Regions from separate parts of the Homo sapiens genome. Here region 1 is linked to region 2. The links are chromatin contacts, found by Hi-C or POLR2A ChIA-PET in ENCODE. All regions are on one chromosome and are shown on one strand. The core of a region is the stretch at or near the end of the contact, and the rest is flanking DNA. Distances in the headings are between cores, read along the strand shown.

Region 1 (7,458 bases), core at 1,425-3,924, 74 kb after region 2:
GGGAGAGGTGAAAATGGGTTGAACCGCAGATTGCTAGCAATTTGTCTTCTCTAGGGAGTGGGGGGAAGTTCATTTTGAAGCTCAGAAGCCCAGTCTCCAAAGTTCCAGGGATTGATCTCTTCCAGTGAAAAGATGAATAAGCAAAAAACAACAAGTTATCAGAATGATGGGCTTGCTGCTTTGCATCTCCAGTAGTCCTCTCTAGGATGCAAATGGAAGGCTCGAACACTGACCATTTCCCCATGATCACAGGCATGGACCAGAGCTGAATACAGCTCTCCCTTTTCAAAGGTACTATTTAAAAAGTGGTGAGGGAAGCCTATGAAACATTACAAAATACAAATAGAGAATCTGATACCTAAGGACACACATTGGGAAAATACTTCTACAGGAAACCTAATTAATTTTAAAGAACAATACGTCTACACTCTCAAAGATTTGGAAAGATGTGGATCTTTTGAAATAAAAGATGAAATATGGAGAAGACAACAAACATGAAAAAGGAACTAAGATGGCATCAGATATCAAAAGAACTGTATGAGATAATGGAGTTGTTGCAAGACAACTATAAATACAATCACACAATTAAGTCATCACATTGATGGAAGAAAATTGAAGCAGTGATTCAGAGAATATCTTGAGAAGACCTCCCAAGAAGCATTTCCAAAGCTGGGAGGCGAAAATATAAATACAAAGGGCAGACACTAGAGAGTCAACAAAAAGATAATATTTATTCCTAAAACACAGGTCAGAACAAAAGCAATAAATTAATAATAAGAGAAAACTTTCCTGGTATGAAGATGTACCACAGTGTGCAGAATTCAAGAGCCCATCATATACCCAGCAAACGAAAAGTCATAGGAAAAATATCAACACCTAGACATATCTCGTTGAACCTTTTTTTAAAGTTCATTTTTTAAAGTGTTCTATATAAAGAACATTTGACCCACAAAAAAAAAAAATGTAACATTCTTCACCTTCATTTAGGGGCTGGGATCATGGATTGGAAGGAGGATTAGGATTATAGAAAGAACATGAGTGTCAAAGTTTGATCTACCATAGTAACTCCTTGTCAAAGCATGTCCTGGTTTTAGGAATCGCGAGTTGCACCCGATGTCCCCAGTAACTTCTTAGACTTCTCTGACCTGCTCATCCCTTACCTTTACGCCCTGTAAAGAATGGCTTCCCACCAATGCTGTTGTCAGCCCCATTAAATCTTTACATTGTTTTGGGTTCAGTACAACAGGCCACCATTGAATTGAACTCCGCTGTCCACACCTGTGAGGCATCGAATCTACTGGATCATCTGTGGAGTGTTTTTCTTTCAATTTGTAGCCATACCCAGAGGCATTAATTTTCTATTACTACTCTAACACATTAGCACAAACTTGTTGGCTTAAAACAATTTACATTTATTCTCTTACAGTTCTGGAGGCCAGAAGTCTGAAACGGGTCTCACTGGGTTAACATGAAGGTGTCGGCAGGGCTGTACCTCTTATGGGAGCTCTAGAGAGGAATGTGTTTTCTTGTTCTTTCTTCCTTCCAGAAGCCATGCACATCCCTGGAACGTGGCCCTCTGCCATCTTCAAAGCCGGTGACTGCTGGTGGAGTTTTTATCCCAACACATCACGCTGACCTTTCCTTCTACCTCCCCTTCCACATTTAAGGACTTTTGTGATTACATTGGTCCCACCTGGATAATCCAGGCTCATCTACCCCTCTCAAAGTCAGTTGATTAGCAAGCTTAATTCCATTTTCTACCTTAATTCTCCTGTGCCAAGTAACCTAAAGTATTCACAGCTTTCAGGGCCGTAGACATTGTTGGGGATCCACAACAGGCTTCTCCAATGTGGCTTCTGGCTACTTTACTTTTAATTAGCACCTCCAGGGAAGGGTGGTGATTAAAAAAAAAAAAAAAGGCAAAATGAACAGTAATCCTAGCACTCTGGGTGGCTGAGGTGGGAGGATTGCTTGAGCCCAGGAGTTTAAGACCAGCCTGGGCAACATAGTGTAAACCCCATCTCTATGACAACAACAAAAAAGGCAAAATGTCAACATCTCATTTATAATTAATAAAAGTTTGATGAAGGAAGAAAAAACACATGGCAAAAAATAGAGACCTGAGATCAAATCAGTGGTGATTAAATCAGAAAATGTATGGGAAATCCTTTAGCAAAAGGCCTGGCCCAGAACATCCTTGACTAAGTATTAGTTGATTATGAATCTGAAGTTGATACCCCCGTTCTTTTTATAGCATGCCTACTAGAGTGTGGTCTTTCATCCATTTTTGCTCAAATGTCACTGTTTCACAAAATTCCCATCATCTTTCTCTTTTCCTCCCCACCATCCTTAAAATGTTGTTTATATCTTTCAATATGGAAAGGCTGCCATGGAAAACTGTACTTAATTCTTGTGAACCAGGAATCTGCTTTCTGAGCTGAAATTATGTGCCCCTGATTTATAATTATTATTTCAATAAGGGGGATTGACAGAAGGCAAGAAACTATACAGTGAGCAAAAGTTGAAGAGATTCTAGCTGTTTGGGATAATAAGTAGGATTTGGCAGGCTGCCAAATTACCTAGGGAAGGTCTTATGACTCATGGCTACATTCTATCCTTCACTAAAGAATCTTATTGTAGGTTACTCAAGTCTTATCATGAGTTTCCTCAAAGTGTTGACATACTGATTAATACATAACCTACTGACATTGAAAAGGACATTAATTTGTTTCTGAATCGTTCCGTTTTACTGGTAACCTTGTGCATAAAACATTCTAGGCTATATGTTGTCATCTGTAGCCAACGGTTGTAATCTCTGCATTGTACCCTGCAATGAAAAGGACAACTCCAAAATGAGGAGTCTTCCTCCCTTCTACACTTTCTGATAAAAACATTCTAACTTGTAATGGACTTTGGAATACACCCAACTTTGTTGGTGTGTCTTCCCAGGTCAATCATCAAATCTGGCTTCCAATAAATCTTTGTCAAGTTATTTCTGTCTCAACAGCCTTCATTTCAGTTGGTAGTGAAGAAATCAACCTCATTTCTTAAGAAAATAGAGTTCCATTTCTACATGTTGTATCAGTTACAATTAGGTTCCACTGTGTAAAACAGAAACCCCAATAAAGAGACTCGAACACCTAGGGTTTCTCTTGCATGTAAAATATTTTAAAAGTTGGGCAGTTCCAGATTTGTGTGGCAGCTCCACAAATAAAACTACAATGGTGCCAAGCAAGGTAAATGTTTAATTCTTTCCTTTTAGTGGCCAATTTTCAAAATATGCTGTTAGAGCACTAGCTACCTCTGATGGTGAACAGTTTTTTTAATTTGTTTTGGATATGTATATTTTTCAGTATTATTTTGAACTCACAAATAGTATTATTCGGTACTCAGCATTATTTTGAACTCATAGATTTTTCTATGTTCAATGAGTTTCCATCAAATTTGGTGCTTAATTTGTCTCATCTATGGCCAGTTAGAAGTCCCTGCAGATTGGCTCCAGTCCTTTTGACATGACCCCATCAGACTGTGAGCATTTTCTTGCTTTCAGCACAAAAATGTGCCAGGGTCATTTTGTACACTCCTGCCCCATACCAGGAGTCAGCCATTTCTTCAAGGTGTCCTGGTTCCTTCTAGTGCGAATGGTATTTAGAGAACATCATCTGGAAATTGCTACTGGGTTATCATGGTTCTTAAAACTTTTCAGTGGGCAGAGCTATGAAATACGTATTTTTTAGAGAGGAAAAAAATCACAAGCTTATACTGGTATTTCCAATTTAAGTTAAGATTATAAAGGTTTTACTTAATATCTTTGATTTCAGGTTTGCAGCTAAAAAAATAGGTTACTAACAACATATTTTATGTAAATAGTACCAAAATATAAAACAGTATAACCATCAATAATAAGACTACTGATTTTGCTATGTTTGGAGGTTGAGAAAAAATAAGACTATCGAATATGTTTCACTTCTTTTTGCTTAGTATATACCCTAATATCCAGTGTTTTAATGTGAAATAATTCTTTTCAGTGTAGTTATGTCATCAACCTGATATACTGGTTATTTTGTTTGTGTTTTTTTTTCATCTTGGTGGTTACTTCTTTTTTTTTTACTTAGTTTTGTTTTTTAATTATATAAAACATTTACCTAGTCACCAAATGAAAATTAAAAATGAGGTATATTTAGGGAAGATGGCCAGGTGTGGTGGCTCATGCTAATAATCCTAGCACTCTGGGAGGCCGAGGTGAGTGGATCACTTCAGCCCAGGAGTTCAAGACCAGCCTGTGCAACATAGTGAGACCCTGTCTCTACAAAAATTAGAAAAAAATACCGGGCCTTGGCAGTGTGACTTGTAGTCCCAGCTACCAGGGTAGGCTGGGGTGGGAGGATCACCTGAGCCAGGGAAGTTGAGGCTGCAGGGAGCTATGATGGCACCACTGTACCCAAGCCTGGGCGACAGAGTGAGACTTTGTTTCAAAAAATAAATAAATTACTGAGTATATACCCAAACGAATATAAGTCATTCTATTAGAAAGATACATGCATGCATATGTTCATTGCAGCACTATTCACAATAGTAAAGACAATGGAATCAACACAAATGCCCATCAATGCTAGACTGGATAAATGAAATGTGTTACATATACACCATTGAATACTATGCAGCCATAAAAAGGAACGAGATCATGTCTTTTGTAGGAACATGGATGGAGCTGGAAGCCATTATCCTCAGCAAACTAATGCAGTAACAGAAAACCAAACACCACATGTCCGCACTTATAAGTGGGAGCTGAATGATAAGAACACATGGACACATGGAGGGGAGCAACACACACTGGGGCCTGCTGGGGGTGATGGGGGGAGGGAGAGCCTCAGAAAGAATAGCTGATGGATGCTAGGATTAATACCTGGGTGCTGGGTTAATCTGTGCAGCAAACCACCATGACATGCACGTGTTCACCCATGTAATAAACCTGCACATTCTGCACATGAACCCTGGAACTTAAAAGTTGAAGAAAAATAATTAATTAAATAAAAAATAATTTTTAAAAAGTCTAATTTTTTTTCCTTTTGCTCCCTTATATATTTTATTTTTGACTTATCCTTTTATTATTTTTGAAAATATAGACAAATGCTTATATATATATATATATATATTCAGATTTCCCTCCATTTTCGACACAAAGAATAGCATATTCTAAATACTGTTGTGCGCCTTGCTTTCTTCACTTAAAAATATATTCTAGAGATTACTCCATACCAGTAGATAGAAGGCTTCCTCATTTTTGTGTAAGGGGGCGGGGGGTGCTGCCTAGACCATCATATGTTTGTACCATAGTTTATTCAACCAATTCTCTACTTATAGACATTTGTGTTTTTCTTTTGTTATTATAAATAATACTACAGTGAAAATCTTGAGTGTATGCCATTATGTCAGTGCACCTTTGGGATAGATTTCTAGAAGTAGCATTGCCACGACAAAAGGTATATACATATATAATATTGCCAGAAATGAACAAATTTCCCTTCATTTGGTTTATTTTTGCATTCCCATCAGCAATGTATTAGAGAAGCTGTTTCCCTGTAGTCCTGCAAATAAAATATGTTGTCATCCTTTTGAATTTTTGCCATCTGACGGATAAGAAGTGATATCTCAGTATAGTTGTAGTTTCACGTCTCTTATTTTGAATGAGGTTGAGCATCTCTTCATATGTTTAAGGGTCACAGACAACAAATTTTAATTCAAGTGTTTGCTGCTGATGCTGGTATTTTCTTACTTTTAAAGTTAGAGAGAACAGGATGAGTACGATTAGGTATGAAACAAGTTTACATTGAGGCAAAGGTCATGGCCAATGTGCTTCTTAGAGAAAGTTCTATGAAGCTTTCTTTGAAAGATTGCATAGACAAAAAATGTATCCATCAGATTTTAATGTGGATCCATATGGTTTCCTTACAGTGGCATCCACTCATTGAAATTCTTGTGTTTGGCTATGTATTAGATTCACTTAAAGAATTTTAAAAGAGAAAAAAACATGCGTGGGCTTCAAATATCTACCTTTGAATATCTCTGGGATAAGAGCTTGATGGTTATATTTTTTGGTTTTCTGTTTTTTTGTTTAAGCTGAGATGATTCTGTGCAGACAGGCCTAAAAACCAAATGCATTTGTTCAGTAAATATTTATAGGATGCCTACTAAGTGTCAGGGAATGAGCTGGCAGATGGGTGCTGAAGACACAGCAGTAATAAGACAGACATACCCCTTGCCCTCATGGACTATAGAGACAGCCAAAAATCATTTAATAAACTCACACTAAGTTGTCATAAATACTATTAAAGCACAGTGGGCTGAGATAGAGAATAGCAAGAAGAAATGCTTTTTGATAGGATGGTCAGAGAATGTCTCCCTGAGATGATGTTAAAGCTGATTTGCAGAAGCAAAATGGGCTTTTGGGCCAGATATACCTAAATGTTTAAGGGCTATTAGAACATGTGTATAATTATTATCAAGTACTGTGCTCAGAACCTGTTTCACAGTAAATAGCAGCTGCAATGATGATGATGATGATGACACTTTCTGTTCAGCCAGATCTTTAAGTCCCATTTCAGTCTAAACTGCTTTATTAAGCCTGCCTTGGTGAATGCAGCCGACACTGATTTATTCATTCATCAAATGTTACGGGGCAACCACTGTTTGCAAGGTACTCTTCTATGTACTGGGGATACAGTGGTGAAACCAACTGAGCCTTCATAGAACATGTGTTCCATGAAGTGACTCAATTTGACAATTATCTATCATCTTTTCTCTAGACTTTTCCAATAGGATTACAAACTCTTGAAGGTCAGACATGTTTTCTTTTGAACACTTCCCCGTAGTTTCAAGCATAGACTGTGTTCTGTAGAGTAGTAGACTCAGCGACTTTTCAGCTGGTCCAGCATGCACCATCCACCCACCAGTGAAAGAATCTTAGACCTGGCAGTGCTATTAGGAGAGAAGAGAATAGATGCAGAGTCTGACATATTAAGAGCCTGAAAGGAAGATTTACACTTTGAAAAGAAGCCAAGAACCATACCATTTCAGTCTGCTGAAAAGTTGTAACGTGCCTGCTATGGTTTGAATGTCCCTCCAAAACTCACGTTGAAATTTAATTCCCAATGTGGCAGTATTGAGAGGTGAAGCCTTTAAGAGGTGATTGGGGCTAGGCGAGGTGGCTCATGCCTATAATCCCAGCAGTCTGGGAGGCTGAGGCGGGCAGATCGCTTGAGCCCAGGAGTTTGAGACCAGCATGGGCAACATGGTGAAATCCCATCTCTACAAAAAATACAAAAATTAGCTGGGCATGGTGGTGCACACGTGTGGTCTCAGCTATTTGGGAGGCTGAGGTGGGAGGATCACCTGAGCTCAAGGAGGTCAGAGCTTCAGTGAACTGTGATCTTGCCACTGCACTCTAGCCGACAGAAT
Region 2 (7,419 bases), core at 1,194-3,693:
GCAATATTCATCCAGAGAGTGTGGCCAAAAAAACCTGGAAAAGAGGTATCTCCTTTTCCGCCTCCCCCACCCAGTATACCACCTGGCATACAGTAGGTGCTCAACAAATATTTGAAGTTACTGTAGTGGCTGCTGTGTGAATTAACTGTCCTCTGTTGACAGTGCAGTAAACAATGTGATGATTCCTATAAGACCGTAAAAGATCAGCTCAGTCTCACTCCTAGGCTAGCTTGTGAGGTCAGCAATACTTATCAAACAATTGATTAGTTCAGAGGTCACACAAGCGGACAGATTTTGCTTTGGCCTGCAAGGTTTCAAAACACATTTTGAATGAACATTCAAAGCTTGAGAGATTCCACATGCATTTACAGCTGGCTTGCTGTAAATAGTACCGATAGTACCTATCTAGCCCTTTTGGGAACTTGGGTTGGTGCCTGGGTTATAACTGCGTTAGACTAAATCAAAATTCAGAAAAGTTCTATTTCAGTTAGCTGTTTCAGGAGTTAATTTAATGCTGTATAAAACAGACACACACATACACCCACCTAACAAAAAATAGAAGGTTCAGAATGTGTAAATACAAAAACCAAACCCTCCGGCCCTCAAATTTCTCACTGCTTCTGACTGTGCAGAGCCCCCGCAATTGATTTGTAATGACCCTGTTCTCAAACCCTCCTCTTCCTGGGCTCCTGCCGACTGGAGGCATCAAGAGGAGAGACCACCTCGTCCCTTTCTAATGCTTGACAAAGTCCCCCATCACAACTGAGAAGGAATTCTTGATGCAAGCAGGAAGGTGGGAATTAAAACCCCACTGATATAAAAAGCTACTGGCACAGCGGCTTGCCATTTAGAAGACACTATTTAGGATTTTACAGAAATTAATCGCATTAAATAGGAACAAAATACAAGTGATTTTCATTTATTATTTCAAAAATATGTTACAACGCTGAGAGTCCCCCACTTAAAAATTACTCCTGAGAAAGGCAGCTGGATTTTGATAAATGTCCCTTCCCAAATTGATGCCACCTACACCCTGGACCCTCCTGCTGGTCCAGTATGGTCCCTGGAGCCACAGAGCCCCCACCCTGTTCTCTTGCTGCTCAAATGACCCTTCTAGCCCTGCATGGCCCCTCCACACTCCTTCCCCACTTCTTGGCTTTATATTTTGTTTTTTTTTTTAAACCTCTCCCCGGCCCACCACAAATACACCTCAAAGATATTTCGGTAATACACATTATATAAGAATAAACATTTATCAGGCACCTACTATGTGTCCATTGCACGTCTATCTACTAGAGAGAGGTCAACCCATTCAGTAACCAGTACAATCATCTGAGGCTTGCAGGGTGGTGGCTGAAGATAGAATGTTCAGCGGCCAAACTGCTGAGTAGGATTTTATCAAGGCTTGCTGACCACATCTGACGTGGCCCCAGTGCTGTCTAGAAGGCGCCATCCAACTCTAAGAGTCTATGATTACTGCTCCCGGTTTTTTTTTTTTTTTTTTTTTTTTTTTTTTCAGTTTATTGGGGTATAATTGACAAATAGAACTGCTGCCATTTTTAAGAATGCAAAATTTATAGGTGCCCATGTTGCTGGGAAAGAAACTTTTCTCTTTGACACGCCCTCATATTTCCCATTAAAGGAGGACAGCTCAGATTATTAATTCTGGGTAAAAGTGTGCCTCCTCAACACAGTCCCCTCATCTTACTCCACCAAACCGAGGGGCACCCTCACCCCTCATTACTGAACTCGAGATGCCACCCAATGCCGAAATCAAGCTAGAGGGCTAAATCCCGCCAGTGTAGAAATGCAATTTCCTCCAGTTTGCTTTGATAATTGCAGTTTCCTCTATGAAAGTCCGTCATTAAAGCCCACTCCAAGGAAGTTCCCATAGACAAAACCCCAGCGACCAGACCTGGCAGAACGGGAGTCAGCTCGATCTGCTCCGAGACCCTACAGAAGAAAAGGCGGGTCTGGAAGAGCTCTTGGGAAAGAAAGGGGATTTCCTGTCCCTGGTCCTGGATCTAGATCCGGACCCACTTGAGAAGCTCGGGAGGTCTCTCGCGGGCGCGGCGACCCCAAGGAGCGCAGATTCCCAGAGTCGCGGGGTGGAGAGGGGCTGCGGGGCGAGGACTGCCCCGGGAATTCCACACAGAGCCTCTTTCTCTTGCTTCCCTCCGTGCCCCACTCTTACTCCTCCTCCCGACGCCCCCTCCCGGGGAGGGTGGGACCCAAGTGCCGGGGAATTGGGGGTTGGGGGTCGGCGCGTGCAGTGCGGTGGCGGGGAGGGAAGCCGGCGCCTGGAAGCCTACCGTCTTTTGCTTCTTGATCCCCGACATGCTGGCTGGCTGCGGCGGAGCCCGGGTCCCGGGAGCAGAGACCGAAGGACGCAGGGACGGCGGCGGCGGCGGCGGCAGCAGCAGCAGCAGCAGCAGCAGCGGCTGCCGGACTCCCGGGAAGGAGGTATAAAAAGGCTCCGCAGACACGTCGCACTTCCCTTGACCAGCCCCCTTCTCCTACTCCTCCTCCCGCCACGCTCCTCTCCGCCCCGTCGGTTCCGCAAGCAGCGCCCAGCCTTGGGGACCCGGCCGCCGCCGCCTAGGCGGGGTCCCCGGCCCGGCCCCTACTCGCGGGCGCGCGCTCCGCCAGCCCCGGTCCCGGGCGAGACCTTGCAGCGGAGCGGCAGATGGCACGCCCGGCACGCGGCCTGGGGTCAAGTTCACCCCGCCCGCCCCACCCCCAGAGGGTCCCAGAGCGTCCTCCACTCCCCTCACCAGCCTCCCGCGCCTCTTCAAGGAAGTCTTCCTGCCTCTAGGACCTAAGAGCTTATTTGGTTAAGGGCAAGGATGCTTGAAGCCGCCAGGTTTGTTGGCAGGATCCTCATATGCAGTAGTAAAAACGAAGGTTCACACTCATGGATCCTTACAATGCACTCCGCTGGGCTCTGCCTTAATTCTCATGGGCCCCCTCCATCCTGCCCCGACCCCGGGCAGCAAGTCCTACTATCTTCCAGTTTTACAAACGAGCAATTGAGGCTTTCAGACTTTGCCAAGATTATATTCCAAATGAGGGGATTCAAACCCAGGCTGACAGCCTCCTCAGTGCAGGCTTTCTTCACCAGCATCATCACACATGGTGATAACTCCCAAGGTTCACAGCTTGTCTGTTCACTATGCATCGTGCTGAGGGGCTTCCATGCACTTCCTCCATTCCCGCTCACAACAGTATCGTCAGGTTACAGGTATGGGCCTGTGGAGGCACGGCCCCTCCTCACAACGACAAGCAAGTGGCAATGGCCAATGGAAGCCCAGCAACTTGTTTCAGTCCACCCCCAAAGTAGCACTTCTGTTCCACTGGAATGGGCCCTGAGGAGGAGGAAAAGGAGGCACAAGATGAGCAGGCTTAGGCCTAGGGCGCCAAGATTTTACCAGAAGGCAGTATGGGGCAACCCTCTGAACGAACCCAAAGGCAGTATGGGGCAACCCTCTGAACGAACCCAAATGTCAAGGCCAAGTAGAGGTGAGGGAGAGAAGCTCTAGTGACAAGCACTTTGGGGGCAGTCACTGGGTCTCACACCCCTTGTACCTTAACTGACTCCTTGTGTAATGCTACAAACGGATGGATATGACCATACTCTCAAAAGAAGTAACGTAACACACAAGGGCCACACTTCTCATTCCCACTCTAGTGTTCCTGCTGTGAAAGAGTTGGAGTAATATTCTATGGAGGTGAGGGATGGGACTTTTCTTTCATACCTAATTGTATTTCTGGAAGACTGCCAGCTTTCCAGACAGACACTTGATCTGAGTATTCATTGACTGCCCTTCGCCGTGGGAAGGTGGGAAAGAAAAATAAATCAGGAGTCAGAAACGTAAAAGGCAGCCTGCATGTCTGTACAGTCTAGAGTTGTAAGCTGATTTATTTTCTTACTCATTTTGAGTAAACTGCCACCACTGCCTTCCAATGTAAGCAGCTAGGGGCAAATACTGAGTTTGAGTTTCTGTTCTGCATACAAACTAGCACATTTTAAATGTATATGAAGTTTAAATAGCAACATCCTATTCTTATTTCATTGGAAAAATCCTTTTATATTAGTTTCCACCATATCTTAGACTCTGCCAGATCTTGCCCTAAGAAAAGGTAAAGTAAATGTGAATTGAAAAATAGCAATTTGCGGCCTGGCACGGTGGCTCATGCCTGTAATCCCAGCACTTTGGGAGGCCGAGGCAGTCAGATCACCTGGTATCAGGAGTTCGAGACTAGACTGACCAACATGATGAAACCCTGTCTCTAATAAAAATACAAAATTAGCCAGATGTGATGGCATATGCCTGTAATCCCGGCTACTTGGGAGGCTGAGGCAGGAGAATCGCTTGAACCCGGGAGGCAGAGATTGCAGTGAGCCGAGATTGCGCCATTGCACTCCAGCCTGAGTAACAAGAGTGAAACTCCATCTCAAAAAAAAAAAAAGAAAAATAGCAATTTGCGTGATTGTTATTTTGTTTTTATATTGCATCTAAAAACAAAAAGCTGTCTTCTTGAAACAGGAAGTTAAGGACAAATACGTAAGCTACTTCCTGGAAAAGAAATATATGATTGTTTAGATCTGGGAGAGGTTGTGAGATCATTTGTCCAATTTCCCCATTCCTGTATTTTACATATGAGCAATGTAAAACTGGCGCTTAGGGAAGGGAGGGCATCTGACCGTAGTCACTAGTTAGGAGCAGAGCTGAGGCTTTAACGCAGGTCAGCCTGACTTCCCAAGTGCTCTGACCCCAAATGTCCTGCCCACTGAGTCACCCAACTTCCACGCCAACTATTTCAATACCCCATGATAACTGTAAACAGGACTGCTTATCTTGTTTTAGATTTCATTCATTCTCAAAAATTATTTTGGAATAGGCATTCTTTTACTGTGAAAATGGAGGCCTCAGTTCTTTTGGACTCAAGCTAGGCTGTTTATGACCCTTTGATGTCACAGATCACCAATTTAGTCGTGATTCAGCACAGCAGTTTACTAAAAAGCAAAACACTCTTTTTTTATTTTCTCAGGGTCTTTCCTTTTAAAGGCAATAGATTTCTTTTTCATCTCACTACCCTCTTGCTCTTAGGAGAGGACATTCCTTCTGAAAAGATATGAGCAACGAGAAACTTAATTTTCGGAGCCTATGATTCGGACATATAGGAACTGGGAGAAGACTCATTCAGGGGACAGAGGAAGGATTGAGGTCTTCTGCTTCATATAGACACAGAATCTGTAACTTCTTCAGTAGTGTTCCCTCCAAGACTTCCCTGAAAAACACCATAGATAACATTGTGCCAATTGATCATCCCTGATACTACTGATAACATTTACATGAAGGTTTCCCCTGTACCACCCCTTCTCCACCATCTCATTTTCATTTCTTCCTTCCAGAAGCTGTCTGCACTTGCATAACTTAATAAAATGGTGATTGCTAGTTGATCCTTATATTGTTTAGAAAAGATAGAATCAGTCAACTCCTCCAAATAAACAGGAGAAGGATATACAAAGAATGCCAGTGTTGGTGAGATGTTTATGCCACAGTTTCTCCAATGCATTTTAGGGGGGCTCATCATATTAGGGGCTCTAACGTGGAGGCAACACCACTGGGTGGTCATTACAAGGAATGTGACTATATTGCCCCCTCGTGGTTGTAATGCATAAATGCTGAACAAGACCTGAAACCCCCTAAACAAAAATAAGTGCAGCATTCCACTGGGTGAAGAGCACTTAGTGAAAATCTTTGAGGATCTGAACACTTTTCTCAGGCACAGGTACTACTTAGATGAGCAAGATGTGGTCCCTGTCTTCAAGAAACTCACAATCTATTGAAAGAGAAAGATACCCGACTCCCTTCCTGCCGCCCACTGGTTCCCCATCACTTCAATACATAATTGGTTGAACAGGTAAAGATGATACGTGCATGCCTTAGACATTTTATTTTGACTTAACACATACACGTCACTAATCTTTTGATATGGGGCCAAAGGCTTCTAATTGTGACATGAGTCTACTGATAGGAACTTCATAAACTACTTTCATTAGGCATCTTCAACAATTTCCAGGTTGGAATTTTATAAAGTGAAGTTAGAAATTAAGGGCACTTAAAAAAATCTGAAAGGAGATTCTTTCAAGATTACTACATACCCCTCCCCTATCCTGTCTGTAGTTTTGCCTATGGCTCATTCAAAAGTACGATTTCTAGCATCTTATCTTTCCAAAGCATCCATCTGTTTTCATAGAAAACACAACTCTTTCACTCATGTGCTATTCACTCAAGTGACATCTAGTTAAATTACTTAATTAAACTAACAAGTACGACTGGCAGAAATAGGTTTGAGAACAAACAATGGATCCCAGCAAACACGCAGCTTAGGTGAAGAAGTGTCTGGGCATTTCAGTGCATCCTCCTGTTGAAGAACATTGAGTTCACTGTGGGCATCAGTCATTGTTTTCTCTCAAAGAAACCCAGAATATGGATTAAACTGGTCAGTAAATTAAAGGAGATTGTGAGTGCACAAAGGAGGGACATCTAGTTCAACCTTGGGAGGAGAGTGGGGACTGATGTCAGATTTTCTTGGGGAAAGATCATATATGAACTGAGACTTTAAAAAATGGTAGGAGCCAGGCATGGTGGCTCAGGCCTGTAATCTCAGCACTTTGGGAGGCTGAGGCGGGTGGATCATTTGAGGTCAGGAGTTCAAGACCAGCCTGGCCAACACGGTGAAACCCCGTCTCTACAAAAAATACAAAAAAATTTTAAAAAAAGCCAGGCGTGGTGGTGCGCACCTGTAATCCCAGCTACTTGAAAGGCTGAGGCACGGGAATCACTTGAATCCAGAAGGCGGAGGTTGCAGTGAGCCAAGATTGTGTCACTGCACTCCAGCGTGGGTGACAGAGTGAGACCCTGTCTCAAAACAAAACAAACAAACAAAAAACACAAGTGGTAGGGTTTTTGTCAGCACTCCCCTCTGTAAGATGGATGTGTGTGTAAGCTTGAAAATTGTAAAGCAGAGAGATGCATGAAATAACATGGTATGTTCAGAAAATTATAAGTATCTGTATTGCTGATTTTAGAAAATGCAATTGAAGAGTAGGGAAAGTTGTAACTGAGGACCTACCACATATAATCAGGTAGCAGCGTGCTTTTGCACGTTCTCTTCTTCATGCCCTTCGGAGTGTGTTAGCCATGTGGCTGGCCTCCCATTTGTTCAGTAGTAATTAGGGACACTTCCCAGGTCCAAGAAGGAGAAGTCACTGTCCTGAGGTGCCCATGGTCTGATGTGGGAGATGGAGATGTACACAAATAATTCTGATTTTTTTTTTTGAAATGGAGCCTCACTCTGTTGCCCAGGCTGGAGTGCAGTGGCACCATCTTGGCTCACTGCAACCTGTGT

What was found. Hi-C counts contacts between places; a loop is a spot of excess contacts on that map. ChIA-PET counts read pairs that join two places held with the same protein, here RNA polymerase II (POLR2A).
Region 1: a loop to region 2 is called in a map of Calu3, with 2.3 times the contacts of the local background. The contact joins the enhancer-like site here to the promoter of PAPSS2 in region 2. A Hi-C loop is called at or near these places in 2 of 168 maps with a recorded cell type or tissue (Caco-2 and Calu3). POLR2A ChIA-PET finds 5 or more read pairs at or near these places in 1 of 52 experiments (CD8-positive, alpha-beta memory T cell).

Annotation. Positions count from the first base shown.
Region 1 is chr10:87,581,532-87,588,989 of GRCh38, reverse strand. No RefSeq gene overlaps it. Among named protein-coding and RNA genes, the nearest start is that of PAPSS2, 75 kb to the left of the region's middle. Within about 2 kb of position 2,674, at least 2 of the 41 ENCODE cell types and tissues checked have a DNase peak (open chromatin) inside an H3K27ac peak, as active enhancers do.
Region 2 is chr10:87,654,902-87,662,320 of GRCh38, reverse strand. PAPSS2 (3'-phosphoadenosine 5'-phosphosulfate synthase 2) reads right to left here and starts at 2,443. Exons shown (of 13, transcript NM_001015880.2): 1 at 2,313-2,443. The coding sequence starts at 2,339. RefSeq lists a silencer at 2,456-2,695.